3 separate regions of the Homo sapiens genome follow, and regions 1 and 3 are each linked to region 2. Evidence: chromatin loops called from intact Hi-C (ENCODE). Cell type or tissue: PC-3. All regions are shown on one strand.

Region 1 (8,000 bases), 58 kb before region 2:
TCTCTGGAAAATAATCTCCCCTGAGGTTCCCCACCTCACCCGCCCCACCAATCTGCATAGGGATTAGCTACAGTTGATTGGTACAGAGGTGGGCCCCTACTAATGCTGGGTTATTTTTAGTCTTTCCCCAGGATTTTGGACTAGAACCGAAAAAAAAAGCAAGTTAGTCTCTCACTCTCTCCAGGAAAAAGAAGTCTTGGGGATCACATTCTGATACACAGACTAAAGAACAACAACAACAAAAAACCCAGCAGTCAACTGTGAGAAAGAGGACTGAGGAGGACACCAGGGGAACACAAGGAAATAGCTTCACAGTGTGGCACTCTGACAACCTTATATCTTCACATAGACCAAGCAGGCAAGGTTAGACCATAATCTGGCCTGAGTCTTGGCAGAATGCCCTGTGATTTCTCCAAGTGAAAGGGTAGATAAGCAGCCTGGGGAGGAGCTGCTATCTTGTGGAAGACTGCCACACGGCCGCTTCTCATCCCTCTCCCTAGTTTCAGTTGAACGCAAGACTTTCCACCTTACCCCCATGTAGGTTACAGCTGCAGATCTCAACATTAAGTCTATAAAACTACGTGGCTGTGGTTTAGAGGTAGATCCTTAACAGCAGAGTGACCCACTCATCCCACCTATCCTCTGGTCTCTTCTGTTCAGTGCTGACTGTGGTGCTATGGGCACAGGGAGCTGGCACCATGATGTCTTGCTTTTGCTGTCTGTATAACTAATAAACTATCTGACTGCATTTGGGCCTGCTTACTCCTTACTAGGCGAGTGTCTGTGGAAGTCTTGCAAGCCATCCCGAAAGGTGTAGTAGTAATACTTGTGGCCCTATTATTACCTGCCTCCCTGCTGCCTTAGGAACACTTGACTACTAAAAGAGAAGAGATGGAGAGACTTCACTTCCTGAGTTATCCTCAGCACTCCAGCCCCTTATTCCAGTTTGTTCCAGGAATGCATCCCAGACCTTGAATTCCACGAGATACCCTGGTATCTCTCCAATAAACCTCCCAGTTTCTTTTCTTTTTCACCTAAGAAAGCCAGAATGTATCTTTGGCCTTTACAAACAAAAGGTCATAACACACACACACACACACACACACACAGAAGTGTTGTATTCATGGACAATACCAGTGATTAGAACTCCAGTGCCAGAGATTCAAATCTATTTTGTTTTTATTAAAATTCTTCCTCTCTTGTGTATTGATTTCTATCTGGCCCTTGACCAAGTATATATAATATGATTAGCCCACATGTACTACAGTGCAATAAAGATAAAGTTTTATGAAAATGTTTTTGGCCAAGTAAAAGAAAATATAATTCTTTTTTACTATTATGAAAGTATAAGTTACTCTAATCATTTATTAATAACTCCATAGTATTAACTATATAAATCAACTATGCTATTTTTTATCTTATAAATATCCTAATTTGCATTTATATTAGTTACATTTATAAGAATATATGATGGAATCACACATATTTATGCCAAATACTTATCACTCAACAAAACAGCATAAGTAGGATCAGAGTTTGATCTACTTTTTTTTTTTGAGACCGAGTCTCGCTCTGTCGCCAGGTTGGAGTGCAGTGGCACGATCTCGGCTCACTGCAACCTCCGCCTCCTGGGTTCAAGCGATTCTCCTGCCTCAGCCTCCCAAGTAGCTGGGACTGTAGCCGGACACCACCAAGCCCAGCTGATTTTTGTATTTTTAGTAGAAACGGGGTTTCACCATGTTGGGGAGGATGGTCTCGATCTCTTGACCTGGTGATCCGCCTGCCTCCGCCTCACAAAGTCCTGGGATTACAGGCGTAAGACACCGTGCCTGGCCGAGTATGATCTACTTTTAACATTCTTTGAGTTTAGCTGTGCCTAATACATAGTATGATCATATAAATTAGCATACAGGTGCTTATGAGTCATCAGTCTTAGCTTAGGATGTTAATCAATTGGCCTCACTTTCTCTTTGGACTAGCTGAGTTTTCTTTCATCAGGGTCATAGACTACAAATCAACGAGTCAGGTACAGAAGACAGAACCTTAGGCATTGCGGAATTTGACCAAAAATGGTAAATAAATTGGTGCAAATTCATCATCACAATTGGAAAACTGAAAGAGCAAGCAGTGGGGCCACTGCAATTATAATAACGGGTGGTGGCTCACGCCTGTAGTCCCACCACTTTGGGAGGTCAAGGGGGTCAGATTGCTTGAACCCAGGCGTTGGAGACCAGCCTGGACAACATGGTGAAACCCTGACTCTACAAAAAAAAAAATCCCCTTCCCCCACCTCCCCAAAAAACTAGCCGGGCATGGTGGTGGGCTCCTGTAGTCCCAGCTACTCTGGAAGCTGCAGTGAGAGGATCACTTGAGCCCGGGAGGTTGAGACCAGCCTGGGCAACATGGCGAAAGCCCGTCTCTACAAAAAAAATTAAAAAAAAAAATAGCCGGCATGGTGATGCGCATCGGTAATTCCAGCTACTCAGGAGGCTGAGATGGGAGGATTGCTTGAACCCGGGAGTTGGAGCAGCGAGCCGAGATCGCGCCATGGCAATCCAGCTCCGGTGCCTTCCAGTCTGGGCAACAGAGAGAGACTCCATCGAAAAGAAAAAGGGGGGAGGGGAGGGGAGGGGAGGGGAGGGGTGGGGAGGGGAGGGGAAAGATTTTACAATTTCCTGTAAGCAATGAATGGCTCTAATGTGATATTGATGAAATACCATCTTTAAGAAAGTGTACAGATTGTAAGTGACACGTGGCTGCTTACGTTACTCCTGAGATGCAAGTAGATCATGACATAATGATAACCAGTCATAATTTGCAGTAATCCCTTACAAAAAGTCCAAATTTGTTTGAAAATACAGAAACTTTTACTAGTCGAAGTTAAACATTAAACATTTTCTAGTCATTGCCTTAACAGGATTTATTAGAGTTACTATAATTTATTGAAAGAATGGCTAGATTTATAAAATGTTTTCTGGTTATGAGCCAATTATGGCAATTATTTTAATTATATATTTATAATAAAAATGCATGACTGTAAGATAAAATTTTAAACCAAATCATAATTTATATTTTAAAATAGCTTTAAAATACTTGCACATAACACATGTCGTGGTTAGTAACTTTCTCCAGCTACATTTAAAAGTATTTCTAAGATTAATTACAACATTTTTTTCTAAAGGTTTATTTTTTCCCCACAGCATAACTCTATAAATTAACGTGAGCCCATTATATCAAAGGTGTTTATGTGTGTTACATATGCATTTAATTTTAATATCCTTATTTAAGGCACGAATATCCCCAAGCAAGCACAGTATGCAATAAGAAGTCCTGTGGAGTCCTGTAAGTACTTTGATGAGGAATGCAGGATTTATGTAAGACCTGAGCGAGCTTGAAGAAAGACTCTACAATTGATAAAACTAAGTCAGACCGAACTGGATCATTTTCAAGTAAAATAGGTAGCAAGGCAAAAAGACCGCCTCAAAGTCGCTGCCCTTGGGGCTCTGCCACTTGCTTTACAGGCTAGGAACGGACAATGCCGGGAACCCGAGAGCGGCCGGCGCGGACGCCGAGGCAACTTTACTTGGGGCACCCACTACTCGCAATCAACTCCCGGCCTCCTCTGCTCTCGCGCCTCTAGGGGCTCAAGCACTGCTCCGGGAGCGCTGAATTTTGAGGAAGAGGGCAGAACTTCAGTAAGGAGACCTGTCTGGGCAACGGTTTCAGGACACGCGGTGGGGAAAGCGACTAGCCTCCGGCGGGGCAGGGCGGGCTGTCCTTACCTGCAGAACCACCGGCCACGATCTGCCGAGAAGCCTCGCGCACTAAGCTGACTTCAGGCTTGGCGGACATCTTCGCCAGGCGGGAGGACAAGGGAGTGGGCTGAGATGCGTCAACGAGCTCGCAGCCTGCACAGCCTACTGATCCAGAGAGCCCCGGCTGGGCTGGTCCTCAAGCGCGTTGGCTCCCTGTGGAGCAGCAATCCGGCGACTGCTGGAAAGCGAGGGTTCGAGGCGCAGATTCGTCGCGCGATCTCCGGCGCGTCGGAACCTGTTCGCAGCGCTCTCGCAGAGGCGCCCTCGGCTCCGAAAATGTCTCTGGAAAGAAGACCCGCGGATGGGTTTGGGTTGGCTCACCGCAGCGGCTCAGGCTTTGTCTCCTAGATTGGCGCCCACGCCCTTCTCTATCAGGAGCCTCCGGTAGTTTGTCAAACTAGACGGTTGCCTCTGATAACTCAAGTGAAGTGACCCAGGCCTGGAGCGCCAAGTACAAAGCGGGGACGACACTTGCACCTCCTGGCAAGCCAGAGCACAGTGAGGTTCAAAAGAAGGGACAAGTGAATAAATTCCTCAGTTAGTTGTCCTATAATTGTGGTCTGTAGCAACTAAGTCAAAGCAAATCTAATTTACACTTACCTTACAATAGAGCTAAGGTAGTACTTTACCAAAAATGGTTTTGATTTAAGGTAAAATCATACCTCATCAACTTGAGTTTTATTTACCTAAGGACCAAAAGAAGAAAAAGCCTGGTTACAAATAGTTTCTTCTATACCCAGGTCAGTGGTTCTTAAAAGTGGTTTTAGTACCCACAGCATCAGCATAATTTGTGAATGTGTTAGGAAGTCAAATTCGTGGGTCCCACCCCGACCTAAACGGAATCAGAATCTCTGGGGATAGGGCCCAGAAACGAGTTCTCTGTTGATTGTCATGAACTTTAAAGGTTGTGAACCACTGACTTAAACAATTGAGGAACATTAAGGAACTTAACAGTATATTCTCTCAATAAAATGTTTGATTATTCTTACTAGCCCCTTAGGATAGTTACCAAAACAAAACTACTAATTTATACTCTTTTAAAACTACAAGTTGCCTGTGTTATGTAGGAGAGATATAAGATTGTGAAATTTTCCAAAAATACCTGCCACACCCCTAACAGACAGGAGATGATAAGAGTAAAAGAGAGAATTGGGAGGCTTTAGAAGCCCTATTGTAATATTTCTTAAAACACATTATTTATTGCTAAATATATTTAGTGTGAGCCATGTAAAAATTGCCATTTTTGGAGGTCAAAAACCGTTGAATATCAGCAATTTAGTATGGTTCAATTTATGTGGTTTCTAATCAAATGTACAAAGTACAATAATTTGGTTTCATACTTGATTTTTTATTTCTTAGGCTGAGTCATTAAAAGTTGATCAGTGATATATGGCAAAATTATTTAAAGTGCTTGAGGAATTGGGGAGACTTGCTGCTTATGTGATCAGATATACAAAAATAAAGTTTTTCATTTCATTAAATATTTGATTAAAACTGCTAAGTTTGAAAATGTTTACCAAGAAATAGTTTTCAGAAATTTTGCTAACTTGATAAAGGCTTTTGAGCAATATCTTTCAGACTTTTTACTAATTAAATAGGGAATCTTGAGTGCAATATAGAATCACTTATTCAACAAATATTGAGAACCTGTTATATACTAGGTATAGAAACAGAATTTCAGAGCTCATAGAAAATGTTTTCCTCATTTTTCAAAGCAGAAGCTGAGTTTTCCAAGATCACACTAGGCGTAATAGTATAGCTGGGATTCCATCACAGGACTCCTTCTTTTGATAGCATTGGATTGTAGATTTAAATATTAACCACAGGCTAAAAAAACTACATTCTGTGACACAAATACCCCCACAAATTAATTCCATTTTTTTTTAGTTTTTAAAAATTTGGTCACAACTATTAAACCCTAGTGCACACACTGAAACAGATTCTACACTGAGAGCTCACTAAGTGTTAGCACTTGCCTAGGTACTGACAATATCACTACAAATCCCTTCCCTGTGGCACTTACAATCTAATGGAGGAGATCCTACCACCTTGTAAGTAAATTTTTGCCTTCCCTACGTTATCCAGGAAATGCAATAATACTTTTAGGTCAAGATTTAAAGACAATCTTTTGACATAATTATTTCCATGAGTGTCTTCCCCTCTGAAGATCTTATCCATGGTAGGTGGGAGCAAGTTTGTGTCTAAGACCCAGCCTCTAAAAAGCTCTGTGGATTCAGTTGGAAAACTCCCAGTTATCCTTGTTAAAAAGTTACTTCCTCTTTTTAACCTCTCCAGACTAGAAGAGATATCTTTGAGTGAAAAAAGCAAGACTTGATATCACATATAATCCAGTCCTATACCTCTAGAATACTAGAGGATATGGGGCCTAGGCATGAGAACATTCTAGAGCTTGGGAGTTAACAAGAGTCAATACAGAGCCAATAAGTACTCACTGTGCTAAACGCTCTGATAATGGAATGTAATTCTTATCTGCAGCTAAATTTGCTCATGGCCAATATTGGAATGCTGGAAGATTTAGTACTGGGAAGCAATGGTAATATTTACTTGACCTATTTCAGATTCCCTAGCCTCTATTACATTGTTGTTCTATTATTATTTGGAATAGTGATGTGATATCCTAATGGGGCAAAACTGCTAAAGTATGAAGATTATATTCTTTAAATTATTGATTTATTTAGCTGATCTTGGTTGATAATTACATGATTATTGACTTCCCTATCGTTTGTCAAGTGGCTAAAAAAACCCTTCAGGAACATAACTGGGAATCTAGGAGTTAAGAAAGCCTCTAAGCCATCAACATGCAGAAATCCATTTAGAACTAATTTTAGAACCAGTTTTTAAAAGGGTGGATATCTGATTTCTTGTTTCATATCAGATTAGAAATAACATATTAAAAGATAATTGGATTGTTTGGGGAGAATAGGGGAGGTTCTAGGAAAGTAAAGAGCAATCTGCAACCTTCAGGCCATATTCAACCTATCTAGTCAATTGTAGTAACAACATTCATTGACTTTACCTTCTCCCAGAAACTGGGCTAATTAAGCATTTTGTAATCCATTATCTCATTCCTGTTTTACAAAGGAGGAAACTCTGGCACTGAGATTAAGTAACTCCCCCAAAATAACACTGAGTATTCGGCTAAGGTATTAATTTGAACGTAAGTATAATTTAGGAGCCCTCTATTTGTTAGGCTATGGTTTTTTGTTTTGTTTTAATTTTTAAAACAATCTTTTTTAGAGACAAGGTCTTTCTATGTTGCCCAGGCTGGTCTGGAACTGCTGGACTCAAGCAATTTTCCCATCTATGCCTCCCAAAGTGCTGGGATTACAGGTGTAAGCCACACCAGGCCTGGCCAGGCTATGTTTATTATTAGACCTTCTATGATTAGGCTATATTATTAAGCTACTATTTATGGGGGTTTTTTATTGTCGTTGTTGTTGCTGCCGTTTTGTGAAATGGAGTCTTGTCCTGTTGCCCAGGCTAGAGTGCAATGGCACTATCTCAGCTCACTTTAACCTCCGCCTCCCGGGTTCAAGCGATTCTCCTCAACCCCCTGAGTATATGGGATTACAGGTGCACACACCACACCTGGCTAATTTTTGTGTTTTTAGTAGAGAAGGAGTTTCACCATGTTGGTCAAGCTGGTCTCAAACTCCTGGCCTCAAGTTATCCACCAGCCTCAGCCTCCCAAAATGCTGGGATCGCAGGCCCAGCCTGTTGTTATTTAAAACAAAAAATGTCTAATAGTGAGGGCATTTCGCCAAGTTGCCTAGGCTAATCATGAATCCTGAACTCAAGCCATCCTCCCACCTTGGCCTTCTAAAATGTTGGGATTATGGGTGTGAGCCCCGGCTAGCATGAATTTTCTAAGTCAGACCAAAGAACTGTTGACAGGTAATTTTTTGTTGAAGGAGGCTGTTCTGTGCATTGTTGGATATTTAGCAGCGTCCCTGACCTCAGTCCAATAGATGCCAGTAACAACTCCCTCCCGATTATGATCACCAAAAATGTCTCCAGACATCGCCAAGTGTTCCAGAGGTCACTTCTCTGATATCATTTTATTTAACTTTCCAACATTTGGGAAAAAAAAAAAAAAAACACCTGACCACCCTTTGTTTAAAAACTTTCTTTTCTGATTGTGTCAAAATTAAAGGGCTGGGCACA
Region 2 (8,000 bases):
CTGCAAACTGTTCCAACCCCTGAGTATTACCCAGTTCCAAAGTTGATTCCACATTTTTGGGTATCCACAGCAGCACCCCACTCTGCTGGTAGTAATTTGCTGTATTAGTCTGCTTTCATGCTGCTGATAAAGGCACACCCAAGACTGGGCAATTTACAAAAGAAAGAGGTTTAATGGATTCACAGTTCCATGTGGTGGACTCACAGTTCTACGTGGATGGAGAGGCCTCACAATCATGGTAGAAGATGAAAGGCACGTCTCACAAGGCAGCAGACAAGAGAAGACAGTGAGAGCCAAGCAATAGGGGTTCCCCCTTATAGAACCATCAGATCTCATGAGACTTATTCACTACCACGAGAACAGTATGGGGGAAACCACCCCCACGATTCGATTTTCTCCCACTGGGTCCCTCCCACAACATGAGGGAATTATCGGAGCTACAATTCAAGATGACTTTTGGGTGGGGACACAGCAAAACCATATCACTGGGTGTGGTGGTGCATGCATGCCTTTAGTCCCAGTAACTCAGGAGGCTGAGATGGGAGGATTGCTTGAGCCTGGGAGTTCAAGACTGCAGTGAGCCATGGTTGCACTACTGCACACCAGCCTGGGCAGTGGAGTGAGATCCTATTTCAAAAAAAAAGGGAAAGTGTTTTACCTTTCAGCTAACATGCTGGCTTAGGACTCCTTTCTGGGTAGTGTGAGAAATACTCCTTGGGAGTTTGGAGATAAGATTTTTGGCAGCTTCCTGATTATTAAGAATTCAGTGTCCAGTTAATTCTTGACTGTGATGCTGCCTCTTTTGAATTTGTTTTGTAAGAAGCTGAAAATGTCTCTGAATATATGAGGTGCTGTGAGAGCTAGGGAACTCATAAGGCATATGTATTAGTTTCCTACTGCTGCTGTAACAGCTGTAAAAAATCACTAATTGGGTGGCTTAAAACAACACAAATTTATTATCTTACGGTTCTGGAGGTCAGTAATGTGAAATAATTTTCACTGGGCTAAAATGAAAATGGCAGTAGGGCTGGGGATTTTTAGCATCTCTTAGGGAGAATCTATTTCTTGCCTTTTCCTGCTTCTTAGAGACTGCTTGCTGTTCAAATGAAATGGTGCATTTCCCCCAAAGAGGTGATCAATTAACACTGTATAGTCTATTCATGTATTCAATAATTTGAATTTTTTTAAGTGTAGTTAATTATTTAACCTATACAGAGTCATTGTATACTATCTCTCCTCATATCTGGGGTTTGGAAATGGTGGTGCAGCAGAACAGAGACACATCCAAGGTCTAAAACATGAAGTGTGTGGTGTGTGTGTTTGTGTGTGTGTATGTGTGTGTGTATTTTCACAAGTGGAAGTGGGGTGAGCTGGAGGTTATTGAGTCTCAGGCACCACAGAATCACTGTTGACATTTGTTGTTATTGCAACAAGGAACTCCTTTAGTCAGCATTGAGGGAAGTAGGCTGGCAATCTCTTTAAGTTGTGTACCAGGATAGGAGAGACTATCTTGCACTTATAACACCCAAATAATTTTTGGTGTTTCACTCATACAGAGTTTGGCTTAGAGATTAAAGCTCCTTCTATCTTGTGATGCCACCATCGCAAGGTTCTCAAGGTTGTTGTGGGAGAAGAGAAGGCTAAAGGAGCTCATAGAATGCCTTTAATGGTAAGTCCTGAAATTCGCTTGTATCACATCTGCCCACACTACTTTGTCTACAATTCAAGTGACCAAAATATAAATAAGGCTAGGAAATATGATTTTCCTGCACATTTAATAGGAACTGCTATGGTTATAATCCAACTAGGATGGGGATTTGGAAAGGGATAGAGTAGAAGAGGAAATGATGGTTAGATCTCATCTCTTTTCATTACTCCAGCAAGATTTTTACCCTGCCTTGACAGTACCATTTGGCACTTGCTGCTTGGGCTATTGCTGTGGATTTCTGTATTGGTGGGACAGACAATGATTGACCTAAGGCAACATCAGGGACTTAAGAACCATACACATTACACATTTTTCTCTCACCTATTCTTTCAGCATCACCAGTGTCTACCTTTCACCTGAGGTGGCCCCCAACCCTATTTCAAGACAGTTGACACAGATTTCTTGAAGTTTTTGGTTGGTTCCTCAGGTCAATGATTTCTTTCTTTTCTTTTTTTTTTTTTTTTTTTTTAGTAGTTCCAGGTGGATTTTGGGGAAGAGAACTGACAGCCTTTTGCAGTTCATTGTCTTAAGGGGAACTGGACACCTTCCTGACTTCTGATTAAAACATTTTTAGGACAAAAACTCCAACCTTACCTTACCTAAAAAACCGTTTAGTTTCTTGTCCTCGTAAATAGAACAAACAGTTTATTGCTAGGGTCTAGGGATGATGGTAGTGACATGATGGCACCATGACCCAGAGAATAGCAGAAAACTTTGTATTGGGTTACCTATGAAATGTAGTTCTTTCTTTAGGAAGCAAATTATCTTTCTTTCAACCACTGATACTATCTTTATCTTCTCTCTTCAGGTTGGGTTAAAGGTCTGAAACAATAATTAAAAAATCAACTTATCAAAAATACTTTGCTTCACATTTTTCGTGTGTAATTAGTGTTGCAAGGCACCCAAAAGAAGAAATACTGAAAACAATTTGTGGCCAGGCACAGTGGCTCATACTTGTAATCCCAGCACTTTGGGAGGACAAGGCGGGAGAATTGCTTGAGGCCAGGAGTTTGAGACCAGCCTTGTCAGCATAGTGAGACCCTGTCTCTAAATAAATGAATAGATTTGATTTGGTAAAATAAGTATCCTGACCAATAAAGAAAAGTTAATAGATTGAAAATGGTAAAGTTTCTAAAATAAGTCAACAATTTCATCAAACATCTTTACTGTATATAGCTTATTTAAACATATATATACTTTTCTAGGTATTGTGCAAAACAGGCACTAGAGACATGAATGAGTGCATTGTTAAATTTATAAATATTATTAAAAGATTAATTTGTGTGTGTATGTGTTTGAGACGGGGTCTCACTCTGTTGCCCAGGCTAGACTGCAGTGGTGTGATCTCAGCTCACTGTAACCTCCTCCCTGGCTCAAGTGATCTCTTACTGCAGCCCCCAAGTAGCTGGGACTACATGCGTGTGCTACCACACCCAGCTAGTATTTTTTGTAGAGACGAGATTTTGCCATATTGCTTATGCTGGTCTCAAACTCCTGGATTCAAGTGATCTATCTGCCTTTGGCCTCCTAGAGTGCTGGGATTACAGGTGTGAGCCACTGCACCCAGCCAAGCCCATTATTCATTTTTGCCACTAAGACTAAACTAACCAAAAAACAAAACAAAACCCAAAAAGCCCATTGGTTATATGAATTAACATTACAGAGTAGCAGACCAATTAACATTATTAAATTAAGTCAACAACATGAAGAGATATATACTTAAATTCCATATTGAGTTTATGCAGCGATGTAGAAATAAAACTATTAGGAGGAAAAATCTGTTACGGTCACTACTGATTATATACCTCTTTATGCTGGTGATTGATTTTAGGGGCTTTTATTAAATTAAATTTACATACTTTTTGTCATGATTCAAAAATGGGGTTTGACTCAAAGTTTAGTTACATTAAGGATTAAAATATTTTTACATTAAAACTATATATGTTACAAAAAGACTGCATGGTCTCATTTATATGTAGAATCTAAAAAAGTTGGATTTAGAAATAGGAAGATGATGGTTATCAGGGGCTAAAGGTTGGGGATGGGAGTGATTGGGGAGATGTTGGTCAAAGGAGACAAAATTTCGGTTTGACAGGAGGAATAAGTTCAAGAGAGCTATTGTAAAACATGGTGACTACAGTTAATAACAATGTATTATATTCTTAAAAATTGCTAAGAGAGTAGATTTTGTGTTTTCACCACAAAAAAGACATGTGAGATAATGCATATGTTAATTAGCTTGATGCACCCATTCCACAATGTATATTTCAAAACAACATGTTGTGCATAAATATGTACAATTGTGACTTGTCAAGATACATAAATATGCATTTAAAAATCATTATTAAGAGGTGAATTTTGATAATCTTAAACCTGCTCTAACAGGACTAAAAATTTTCACCGAATTTTTAAGAAATAAAAAAAGTTTTGCTATGTTATTTATTAATAGGAAAAGGTCAACAAAGTGTTGAGAAACGCTGCTTCTGCTTTTGTATATGTCTCTAGCTGTTTGTTATTGTGACCAGTGGAACTTTGAAGAGAGTTTTACAGTGATGCTTGCAGGGTGTTGCTCCATATCTCTATCTTGTGGAGTAGCTTTGTATATTTTATCATCTTCCTTAAAGGGACAGCGTGAATACTAAGTTTTTCCTTGGAGAAATCAGCTGCCACTTTTCTTTTTCCTATGGGAAAATTTTATAAGATGTTGAAGAAATCCCAAGTATTCATAAATATTACTTATCAAATGAGAAATTTTGGTCAGAATCTTGGTTAGGAAAAATGTGGGTAATTACATGTTATAGATGAAAAGCTGGGTTTTCTAAAAGTCAGTTTTGTTAGGTTTACTGCAAAATTAATAAAAAGGACTGATATATAAGCTTTGCAAAGTGAGTCTATTTCTCCAGTAGGTGGCGCTGTATACTAATGATATTGTGCTACTGCATGGCAAACAAGGGAATGCAGCCGATGAGATAATAATATTAAACTTAAGTAAACCAATATGTAGTACAATTCAATATTTTACCTATTCATTATGTAACTAGAGGCAAAATATAATTTTATTCCATATATCTCTATCTATCTATCTATATGTTATTTTCCGGTTATCTGTGGAGAATGTGTACAGTTGATTGGTGGAGTTAGTGAGTTTTTATTGGTCTGTCCTTACACTTTGAGTCAGTACTCTAATGACCAAGAAAATGTAAAAGATTTTATTAGTATTATTATTATTATTTTTGAGACAAGGTCTTGCTGTATCGCCCAGGCTGGAGTGCAGTGGTGTGATCACTGCAGCCTCAAACTCCTGGTTTCAAGCGATCCTCCCACCTTAGCCTCTGGAGTAATTAGGACTACAGGCACTCACCACCATGCCCAGCTAATGTTTTTATTTTTCATAGAGATGGATTCTCCCTGTGTTTCCCAGGCTGGTCTCAAACTCCTGGCCTCAAGCAGGACTCCTGCTTTGGCCTTCCAAAGTGCTGGGATTACAGGCATGAGCCACTGTGCCCAGCTAATATTTTCAATATACAGTTGAAATTATTTTAAATGGCTTGCACTCAATGATTTGCCAAAATAATGGAAGTTCTGCATTCCCACTGATATTAACATACTGACTGATTTCTATGGTGTGCTTGATACTAAGGCTAATAGATGAATGTCTTGTAGATACTTCTGCATTTACCAGTTGATTTCTCTACTTAAAAAGTAGTATCAGGTGTGTTTGTTCTCAAACCTGTTTATGCTAATTGTATCTGTGATCATAATTATATAATTATATTAAAGTAAGCTAATGGAAATTTCATTATAAAAAGCATTCTCTCTAGGAAAACTAAGATGAATGTTTTGGAACAATCAGTAAAGGTTAATCACTAAAAAAAAATTACTATCAAAGAGGTGTGAGAAAACTGAATAAAAGCCCTACAGGCCGGGAGTAGTGGCTCGCACCTGTTATCCTAGCACTTTAGGAGGCTGAGGTGGGAGCCTCGTTTGAGGCCAGGAGTTAAAGAACAGCCTGGGCAACATAGGGAGATCGTATCTCTACAAAAAATTTTACAAAAGTAGCCGGATATGGTGGTATGTGCCTGTAGTCTAAGCTACTCAGGAGGCTGAGGTGGGAGGATCACTTGAGCCCAGGAATTTGAGGCTGCAGTGAGCTATGACCACACCACTGCACTCCAGCCTGGATGACAGAGCCAAACACTGTCTCTAAAAAAAATTAAAATAAAAAATAAAAAATATTTTATTATTGTTTGGCATATAAATCATGCTTGACTTCTGCAGTGTACCTAATGTATACTGTTTTATAGTATACAATGTTATAAAGACACACTGTGAATACAAGTAATACCTAGAAAATAGAAGTTATAAAAGAAGTTACTAATTGAAGAATTATCACTCAGCTAATAAATTTTATACATCAGGGTTTATAAGGAGTTTTGGTTAAGGTATAGATCAGCTTAACTGTTTTCTTCACAGTGTACTCTCTGTCCCTTATTAGTATCTTGCTACACATGTTCAGTCATCTTTTTATAATTTGTCTCACATTTTTTCTCAATATTTTATATAAAAGGAGAAACATACTAGTATTCCAATGATCACCAGGACTTGAGCCATCCAATGGGAAAATGGAAATTGCAACTATATCTCTTCACAAGTCTTCTAATGTCATCTTACCCTTCTGACTATTCTTTTTCCTCTTCTGTCAACACATACTTGTACCTTTTAATATCCTCTTACCATTTTGACTATTATTTGTTCTTCTCTTTCAGCAATACTTGTACCTTTTTATAGTATTGATGGAGGCATTTACTTGCATGTGTCACTTTTCTAAGACCAAATTCACTTTTTTTCCTCAATTTTTCATAAGTATCATGTCAGTTGGGGCCTTTAAATCAGCCTGCCAACATATTTTCTAATTCTGGAGATCAAGCAAATTTGATTTTCATTTACTTCTTTTAATGAACCTGCAATCCCATTGCTATATCATGCTGCCAAGGCAGAAAGATTAAAATCTGGCCACTCTAAAATTCCCAGATTATACAGTGATTAAACTATTCAGTAGTCATCCTAAGTGAGTATATAAGTCTTCTCCAGTGTAGCTGAGGTGTATACTGTTTCATCAGCTTAGTGAGGCATCCACTCCATGCATGTATGGCTTCATCTTTTTAAATTGATGCCAGTCTTGACCAGTCTTTTGGAAGAGAGCACCCTCTAGTGTCACTATTTGGGGTAACACGTGTATTTTATTGTGATGAAATGCTACTGAAAACACCATTTGGGCTTGATTCAGTAATTCAATACTCCCTAAAATTTCCAGTCATTCTTTGATTGTTGGGGCCAGTGTTTGTAATACAGACACTACAAAGGTTAGGTTAACATCAGGTACTTGTGGCCTGAGTGCAATTTAAATATAAATTGGCCCCAAGAAGAAGTCAGTTGGCTGTATTTAACTTTCATATTTTTTCAGAAACCTTTAACTTTTTCAAAAAGTTTATTCTATATGTGGAGGCTTCAAAAAGTTTATGGAAAAATGGAATTAAAAGATAAAAAATATAAACTTTATTTCTCAACATAAGTGTCATCAAGTTCAGGACACTTTTGTTGGTAATGATACCAGCCATTTAGTCCATCCCTAAAGAACTGAGGGTCCTAGGAATTTAACCATGTCAGTGCGGTCATTTTTACATCATTAGCTGACGAAAAATGAATGCCTTTTACAGATTTTTTAAGATTAGGAAACACAAAGAAGTCAGAAGGAGCCAAATCAGGACTATAAGGTGAATACTTAATGATTTCCCATCAGAACTCTCACAAAATTGCCCTTGTTTGATGAGAGGAATGAGCAGGAGCATTGCTGTGGGGGAGGAGGCCTCTCTGGTGAAGCTTTTCTAGGCATTTTTCTGCTAAAGCTTTAGCTAACTTTCTCAAAACACTTTCATAATAAGCAGATGTTATCATTCTTTGGCCTTCTAGAAAGTCAACAATCAAAATGCCTCGAACATCTTAAAAAACTGTTGCCATGGCCTTTGCTCTTGACCAGTCCACTTTTGCTTTGACTGGACCACTTTCACTTTTTGGTAGCCATTGCTTTGGTTGGACTTGGTCTTCAGGATCATACTGGTATAAAACCATGTTTATCTCTGTTACAGTCTTCAAAGAAATGCTTCAGGATCTTGATCCTACTTATTTAAAATTTCCATTGAAAGCTCTGCTGTTGTCTGCAGCTGATCTGGGTACAATGGTTTTGGCACCCATCGGGTAGAAAGTTTGCTCAGGTTTATTCTTCAATCAGAAT
Region 3 (8,000 bases), 580 kb before region 2:
AATCATGTAGTTTAATTTCTGTGTTGTTCCCACATTGCCAACTTGATGGAGGAGAGCAGACCCGAGGACTTTTCAACCTCCAATAAAAAAGAAGAGGACTTTATGGCTGGGGTGAAAAGGGGCTGGTGAGCTACGACAATGGGGCAGCATAGCTTTACTATGTGCAAAAGCATTCAGACACATGGCGACCCTTTTGCAATAAAACTTTATTGATGATCGTTTGAAAGTTATGGCAACTCCAAGGTTATAAAACTTGTCATAAAATACCAAGCAGTCATTAGTTTACCTGACCTCATTTCAATATAAACTTCCACAAAACATTTTATTTTGTTCCTTCTTATAAGTGGAGAAAAGAAGTTGAAGAGGTTAAATACAGCGGCCCATTATTGAGGATCCAAAATCTGCAATTTGACACTCTGACCTTCATCCCTGCAAATAAAGCAGTAAAATTTACATTTTATTCTTTAATGTTCCGTTATTGCAGAAAAGTTAATAGTGTGTAAATGTTATTGTAGAAAAGATAATAACAGCTATGTTTTAGTTCCAACTGCCCATTTTTAGCACATAACCTGTGTTTAATTTTGGATGGAGACTTTTTCCTCTTTGGAAGATTTGTAAGATATATTTAACAATTATTAAAGAATATTTGCTCCCCGAGCTATGCAATAGAAGTCTAAGAAGCAAATGGCCACATGTTGTCATGTGACCTGAAGAGTTGTTCAAAATATTCAATTAGTATTTACAGCTATTGAGAGGTTAGATGACTAATCACTACCTCTTGCCACCCTCAGTCATGAGCTTAAAGAAAGGCAGCTGCCCTGAGATTGGCACGTACAACTATACTACAGAAAATAACCCAAACTGATGTTCCAAGAAAGCTCCAGGAGATAAACTGGAGTTTGTCAAAATCATCATTTCTGGTCCAACTGTATGAGTGGACTTAAACCATGGATCAGAGAACAGCCACAGAACACTGATAACTTTGAGTGGCTTCTCATCGCTCCAAACTCCACTTTGGATTGGCTGAAGCTCGTGTTTCCTTAATGCTGTGTAGCTAAGGCCAATCTACCTGCTTTTGGGGATTTGTGAGCAAGTACAGATGGCAAAGGTTGACTTTGTGTTAGCTGCATGGTGATTTCTCCAAAACATGTAAAAGTCTGGATATACTTTTTCACGGATTGTTTAAAATATAAGCTCCAAGATTGATCCAGGCATATATGCATTTATGATGGGTTTAGGAATCTAGATGAAGAAAGCTAACTCTTTAGGACCTCGCTGGAACTCTTCTTGGTAATGTTATGCTTAGTTTCCTGGTGTGCTTTCAAGTATTTCATGGAATTTTAATGAGAAAACAACATTTTAAAAACCAAAATCTTATGTAAAATGCTGCTTTCTTCTAGGGAGTGTATGGGTGCAGAGTGTGTGTGTGTGAGGGGGGTGAGAGAGAGAGAAGAAAGAGAGAGAAAGAAAAAGAAAGAGAGAAAGAAAAAGAAAGAAAGAAAGAAAAAGAAAGAGAGAAAGAATCTCAGAGAAAGGAATAGGGATGAAGCTAAGGGAAGAGAGAAGTATTGGATAAAGTACTATAAAAAGCAAACTCTCCTAGTGTCCATAACTTTCTCTAGTTGGCTGGTACAGTTTGCAGTAATTTTCATTACCGTTTCTTAATGCCAGGTTCTCAGACACAAGTGATAATATGCATCAAAATAAAGACTTTGTGTTTCCCCAAGTCAGTACTGACTTCCAGGGAGGACAGGGAAGAAAGGGCCTATGGACCTACAATGCAGCCCATAGGCTGAACACATATCTTTAGCAGACTTAAGAAGCAAATAAGGGGTCTAAATTCAGTCCTTTGAGCTTGACATGTTTCTGAAAATCTCATACTGTGGGTTATCTTCAGAGATAAGTTGACAAATTTTTCTTATAAATGAATTGATTAAATGTATTGTGACACACATATATATGCAAACTTGTTGGCAATATTTGTTGTAGCAAAAATAGCAGTGAATTTAATTTACAATGTTTATATCCCTCTGCTATTAATCCCAGCATTCATTTGGGTTTCCCTAGATGCCTGGAGTGGTGGGAGTGGAGTAAGGTAAGGGAGAAAAAATGTCTTCTCTTTAATCTTTGACAAAAACAATTCCCTCTCCCCTTTTCATCTTCCTTCTCAAAATACTGTTCTTCACCCAAGAACCAGCTATTCAGACTCTCTATCTTGATTTTCACTGTTGTCACAGTAATATATAATGATCCCCATTCTGCTCTACCTAAGTATTATATTTACCAGAAAGTTGTGGTTATCAAAGAAGCATCCATTTGGATTCACCTTTCTGAACTACCCCTCTTATACTATATTCTGGGGAAGGCATGGAAATGACCTGAGTTGATTTCTAAAGTGTTTTTCATGTCAAAAAATCATAAGGGACAGTACATCATGCACACACTTCCTTTTCTTATATTCTGTTTTGTTCAAAGACATTAGAAAATGTTCACGAGACACCATGTCCTCCTTCAAATACTTTCCTGAGTTATCTGGTTAATTGAGGCTTAGCTGTATAATGAGAAGCATGTCTTCAGGAGGGCTTTAAAATATATGTTTGGGATTTTTTTTGGACAGCTGGGTGATAGAGTTGTGAAATCCCAAATTATGCCTTGAGTTCTGGTGACACGTCCAGGCTGCCTAGCTTTGCCTTCATCATTTTTATTGACACAAAAAATGTTCCTATAGAGGAAAAAAAGTGCAGCTTTTATGTAGTGATATCCAAGTGTATGTTATTCATTCCTTTTACAAAACTCAATGTATATTTTGCCCTAAGGGTATATATTTCTCCATGAGACTAATTGCTCTAATAGAAATAATGATGTCTCCTATGTACCTAATACCTTTATCCCCCAAAACCCTCATGTGCCTTAGCAGTTACATGATGAAACACACAGATCATGTGCATGTTGTGGCCAGAAGCCATGGCTCAACTTACACACAACTCTACCAGGTTAACCCTCTGTTTTCTGTGTGTGTGTGTATATGTGTGTGTATATATATATACGCTTTGATGTAAGAGAAACAGAAAGTCTTAAGTAATTTTGTTTCACAGCCAAAATATTATAGATAAGTCTGGTTGTAAAAGAAAACTCATACTTTTAGCTACTTTAAAATTGAAAGAAGAGGTAGGGAAGACTTTTTCTGGAAGTTATAATCCTTATATGAGCTATGTCTGAATTTTCAGAATACAATTTAAATAACACATCTTTCTACTGACTGTATTTTTTCCTCTTGGGAAAACTGGATGGATAAATGTTAAATTCTAAAATAAAAATTGGGGAAGGGTTGAAGAAAATATACCTACTTACATCAATTACCATTGAAGAACTTCATTTTGTATCAGAGTTGGAGAAATGTATAGCACTGATCTAGAATGCTACAGCTGGATTTAGAGAGTTTTAGGTACCTGGAAAATCTTCGAGGTATTTACGGTGTCTCTCTCTTGTTTTGAATTGCTTTTGGTTACCTATAAGTTAATTTGCTTTCTTTAAGTTTTAAATCCATTTGCCAATGCATGCAGTATAGTACTTTCATCTAGCAAGAAAGTGCTAAAATCTACTGGCATGAAACATTCAAACTGCAAATGGAAAATCTGCCCAGTCAGGTGGTGCTCCAGCATTTCCCCTTTAAAACACAGCAGCAGCAGTGCCTGGTTGCTGGAACTGGTTGTTGGCTTTGCTGGGGAGGCTTGTAAATGTACCATGCATTATACAGCCTGGGAAGCAGGGTGATTTGGACAGACTAAAAGAATTTTGACTTTTCTATGTTCTGACTTTCAGGGATTTAATTTTTAGCCTTAAACTGGCATTATGAAGGTTTTTTACATGGAGTAATGGGATCATTATTTCTTTTCCTAGTGAAAGGGGTGTCTCCAAGAATGGAAACATGTGGCAGGGCAGAACTCAATCCCAGAGGAATTGAATATGAATCACTCAGGCAATAAAAACTGCTAAGGGAATCTGTGTTGTCAGCTTGCCAGAACATCAGATTCACACCTCTGGTCCTGCAGGAAGGTGATATGGGGCTTTTCAAAGGTCCCCTGTGGCCATGACCTTGGTTTTCTATCCTTCTAAGGAGTGGCTCACTGGTCAGCCAATGTATTGGGCTGGCATTTTGATCCTGCAGGAAATAGAACTAGCCTTCTTCCCCAATCCTCTATATCCACCCTAGGAGTCTGACAAGAATGGTAGCCTCAGTGGTATGGCTGCATCATGCATAGGACACTGGTCCAGCATTTCTGGTGCTAATCTCTGGTTTTGCAATCCTTCCTCTCCCCCCTGCAGCCATTAAATTTACAGTCTGAATATGGCATAGAAACAGAACCCAAACTGTAGCACTTTAATGCGTAAGAACTGCAGTAAACAGAACTGTAGGAATTGGAACAATACACGAAGGATTAGTATTGTCTAAAAACCCTTCTTTATTTTTCTAAATTTTCTGCTCAAGAGATTTCTTTGTCCTTTTTGTCTACTATGCCCTTCCTTGCTAATTAGTCTGATTTTTATTAAATGTCCTGCCAGTAATATGATTTTTATTAAATGCACTACCAAAATGGATTACGCAATGACATTATGAACTTAAACATCTTTAAGATTTAAAAATGTGTAGGTAGCTTCACTGAATAAACAACACTTTACAAATTATTTTTTACCTCTGTGCAAAGGACAGTGCATCTGTTGAAGAAAACCAGCAACACTTGCTTGATTCCCGCCCCCACCAAAAAAAATGGGCTAATTCATATTAATTTAAAAACATTTTATTGATGAAAAATGTGAATCATATGCAAGCAGCCTTTTCCCCCCCTCTCTCGTTAGAAAAAAACACAACAGTTTGTACCTGCTGGCAAAATTGGTTTACTCTGCAAAGATGGTACTGTGTTTTACCCCTCCTGGCTTATTAAAGAGTTAAACACTTTTGAAATTATATTTATTTCATTTTTACATTTCTCTTCCTTAGCCTCTGTGTGTCCATTGAAAACATTGTTGGGTCCTTTAACAATTTTCCTAGAACTGCCTTCCAATCGTGTCCATGGAGAGGTGGTTATACTCTGTTCTCCCAGTGGCTCAGACACGCAGCTTGTCTAGAAAGCCACAGCCGCTGTGGAGGAGGTAAGAGGTCAGCTCTTTCGTTGGTCCTGGTGAGGGTAAAATTTTTAGGCAGGAGGAGCACTGACTGGCAAAGGGAAGAGGAAAGGGTTCGCCCTGGACCCCACAAATCCGCCTCTTGGAGCAAACAGCCTGCAGGTAGAGGGGCCTATTAGAGCCTGCCCAGTTCCCGGGAGGGCCAACCCCAGCCAGTAAGAAGACCTGAGGCGTAGGATCCCTGCGCAGGAGGTTGCAGGAATGCCCCCGCTAGCCGCAAGGTTCCTGCTGGCCTGTAGAGCTTTCGTGATCCCCGCCAAGATGCGAACAGTAAGGTCCTCGTATGGATCGCAGTTTTTGTCCGAAACCTGAAAACACTAACTTGGGATTTCGCAGTTCTGGCCCTCGGGCCCGCCTCGGAGGCGCACCCCCAATCCCCACGGAACGAATTCCGCGGCTAAAATGCATTTTCCCAAGGCAGTAAAAGTGACCCCTGCACCTAACAACCTTTGGGCTTTCTCTTCTCCTGACTACCACCTCTCGCAGGGTGCGCTGAAATCTCTTTATCGTTATCGTTTTTTATAAATGAAATGATTTATTTATTCGCTGTTTGCAGGGAATGAAAGGAGTTGATCCTGACTCCAAGATGCATTCCAAAGAAAGAAAACGCAACTGTAGCCCGGACTCCGCGGAGGAAGGCCAACTGACTCCACTACGTGCACTTCCGAGCCACTTGGGCCCAGCTAGCTGTGTTAATTATGGGTTCTAATTTTATTGCAACTCGGCACCTCCTGGTTTGTTCCCACTATAGTGGTCTTAAAAAGAAACACACACAGGCATACCCCAGAATGAATCCCCGGGAAGGCAAAGGTAGATTTTTTCGGTGCTTGAGTTGATGCTCTGAGAGCGCGCTGAGAGTCTCGGGCATGTCTTGGCACTCTTGGAAACAAATTGCAGCCAAGAGCACGGTTCTTCCGGTCCTCTCCTTGCTCCTCTGTGCGCCGCTCGGCCGCGGGACTCCTGGAACATGTTGTGCACCGCCCGAGTGGCTGCGGACCTCACCTCGACGCCCTGGATAGCCGGGGCCAGGAGGAGACGAGCAGGCAGTCTCCCGCCCTCACCTAGTCAGCTGCGACCTCCGCGGCGTGGACTCTTGGCCAGCAGTGAGGAGGACAAGGTTGCAGATCCTCTTTGCTGCGGGTTCTGGGTCCGGCCTTGGGCGGCATTCTGTCTTCTAAAGTGTGGAGGTGGGTAGAAGAGTGTCCACTTTCAGTGTAGACACCTGAGGTATGGGGGCTTCTTTGGGGGCTCCAGCGTGAGCTGCTCCTGCAGATTAGGGAAATGGAGAGAACAACAATGGGGACATGGTGGAATTCAGATTTCCCCCTGTTAATTAACAATATGATTTCGCTTAGTCCAAGTGTCTTCTGTGTTCTTATTTAATGTCTCTTGTAAAATGGGAACTAGAATAATACCTCCTTGGTATGGTTGTTGTGTTTGACGTGAGCCCTCAACAAATGGTAGGATGAACTGGAGAAGAATGGGTCCATCACTCCCCACACCCTTCCCTGCAGAGCTTCTTTGCTGTCTCCAGCTCTCCCGCCCTGACGCAAGGACAGCTCACAACCAGTGTCCTTGAGTAGCCCCTGGGGGCCGCAAGAGAATCCGCCCGGTAGGGCATAGAAGATGGGTTTTCGGTGAATCGTGAAAAGACATGATCGGGTTTCCCTTGGAGCATGGTGGAGAATGATGCGGAGCCTTGGGGTCAATGGAGAGTTGAGGGTGCAGAGGGATCTGAAAGGGGGAACCAAAAATATCGGGCTTTGAAATTCTGTGGATTTTCAAAGGCGGTTCCCAACCTTGTCAAAAACTACAGTGGGTGCGCGATCTAATCTGGCTCCTATAGGTGGCGCTGTGACAAGGTGCGGTGGCCGGGAGAGGCGGCTGGGGGACTCGAAGACTGCGGGAAATTTTCTGCGACTCCGACGCTAACCCGCTGCTCCCAGCCTCCGCTTCCTGTTTTCGAGGGATTAGCTAGGACTGTGCAACACCAGTCTCCGCTCTCGGAGTCGGCACGGGGGCTGGTGGGTGGCGGGATGAACTCGGGGAAGGCGACAGGCTGGAAACGCAGCTCCTCGACTTTGCAGCGCACCAACCCCCTATCGCCCCGTCCGCTGCTCAGGTGCGAGGATTCGCCAGACGCCACAGGACTGGGGGCGACTCGCAAGGGCATCATGCCACCTAGAGGAAACGCGCAGTGAGTGAGCCCTGGGTCACTGAAAATGGGAGAACGTTCGAGTCGGTCAAGATGACTCCGGCCTGCGAGTTGATTCAGACTCCTCGGAAGCCAGAAATTGGGTCTAGAGTGGGTTGGTCCCTCCGTCAGCAGTTCGGGCCCAGCCGAAGCTTGGGGCCTAGAGGGCAGACGTCCGGCTCTGATCAGAGTACAGCGGGCTGGGCCTGGCAGCCTGCAGGCAACCTGGACCTTGCAATAAAGCTGCATTCAACATAACTCAGACCACAGTGGGAGCCCCCGAAGGGCTTCATGTGAGTCCCGAAACCAGAGTTTAGAGGCGCGGCCTGGTTCTCGTTTATCTTTTCCAGACAGCATTTAGGCCAATAAGGTCTTTGAAAGGAGGCAGCCCCAAAGCCCTCAGGCCGACACCTGAGGGCAGGGTCTCAAACAGCTGTGCTTGAAGAACCGGCAATCTTGCTTTTCCCACACGCAGCTGCACCTCTCCTGAGCGCTGCAGCTGATGGCTGTATAGTGACCACGGACTGCGTCCTCCTCACGAAGCTGCGCAACTTCTGCTAATGCTGCAACCCTGGCAAGACGAAATCCCCCTCCCTCTGGCTAGATCAGCCCAGCCTCCCCT

What was found. Hi-C counts contacts between places; a loop is a spot of excess contacts. Peaks named below come from ENCODE experiments on the same cell type or tissue, not always from the same donor. Only the 100,000 strongest peaks of a DNase experiment are listed, where the experiment ranks them.
Region 1: a loop joins it to region 2, with 5 times the contacts of the local background. A loop is called at or near these places in 8 of 110 quality-filtered maps.
Region 3: it touches region 2 in a loop (5-fold over the local background); 5 of 110 quality-filtered maps call a loop at or near these places.

The regions. Positions count from the first base shown.
Region 1 is chr14:37,168,499-37,176,498 of GRCh38, forward strand. It overlaps SLC25A21 (solute carrier family 25 member 21), which reads right to left and starts at 4,108. Exons shown (of 10, transcript NM_030631.4): 1 at 3,783-4,108. The coding sequence starts at 3,852. SLC25A21-AS1 (SLC25A21 antisense RNA 1) reads left to right here and starts at 3,528. Exons shown (of 1, transcript NR_033240.1): 1 at 3,528-5,296. RefSeq lists enhancers at 3,223-3,802, 3,803-4,381. In PC-3, a CTCF peak has its summit at 3,644; a DNase peak (open chromatin) is centred at 3,613; H3K4me3 peaks cover 2,948 bases; H3K27ac peaks cover 1,291 bases.
Region 2 is chr14:37,226,170-37,234,169 of GRCh38, forward strand. The region is part of intron 1 of MIPOL1 (mirror-image polydactyly 1); the gene reads left to right. Among named protein-coding and RNA genes, the nearest start is that of MIPOL1, 32 kb to the left of the region's middle. In PC-3, CTCF peaks have their summits at 4,610 (motif pointing right) and 6,918 (motif pointing left); DNase peaks (open chromatin) are centred at 4,632 and 6,882.
Region 3 is chr14:36,649,009-36,657,008 of GRCh38, forward strand. LOC105370455 (a long non-coding RNA gene) reads right to left here. Exons shown (of 2, transcript XR_943758.3): 2 at 4,784-6,450. Among named protein-coding and RNA genes, the nearest start is that of PAX9, 8.9 kb to the right of the region's middle. RefSeq lists enhancers at 4,937-5,675, 7,082-7,151, 7,152-7,889. In PC-3, CTCF peaks have their summits at 7,065 (motif pointing right) and 7,270; DNase peaks (open chromatin) are centred at 4,003, 7,053 and 7,353; H3K4me3 peaks cover 1,225 bases.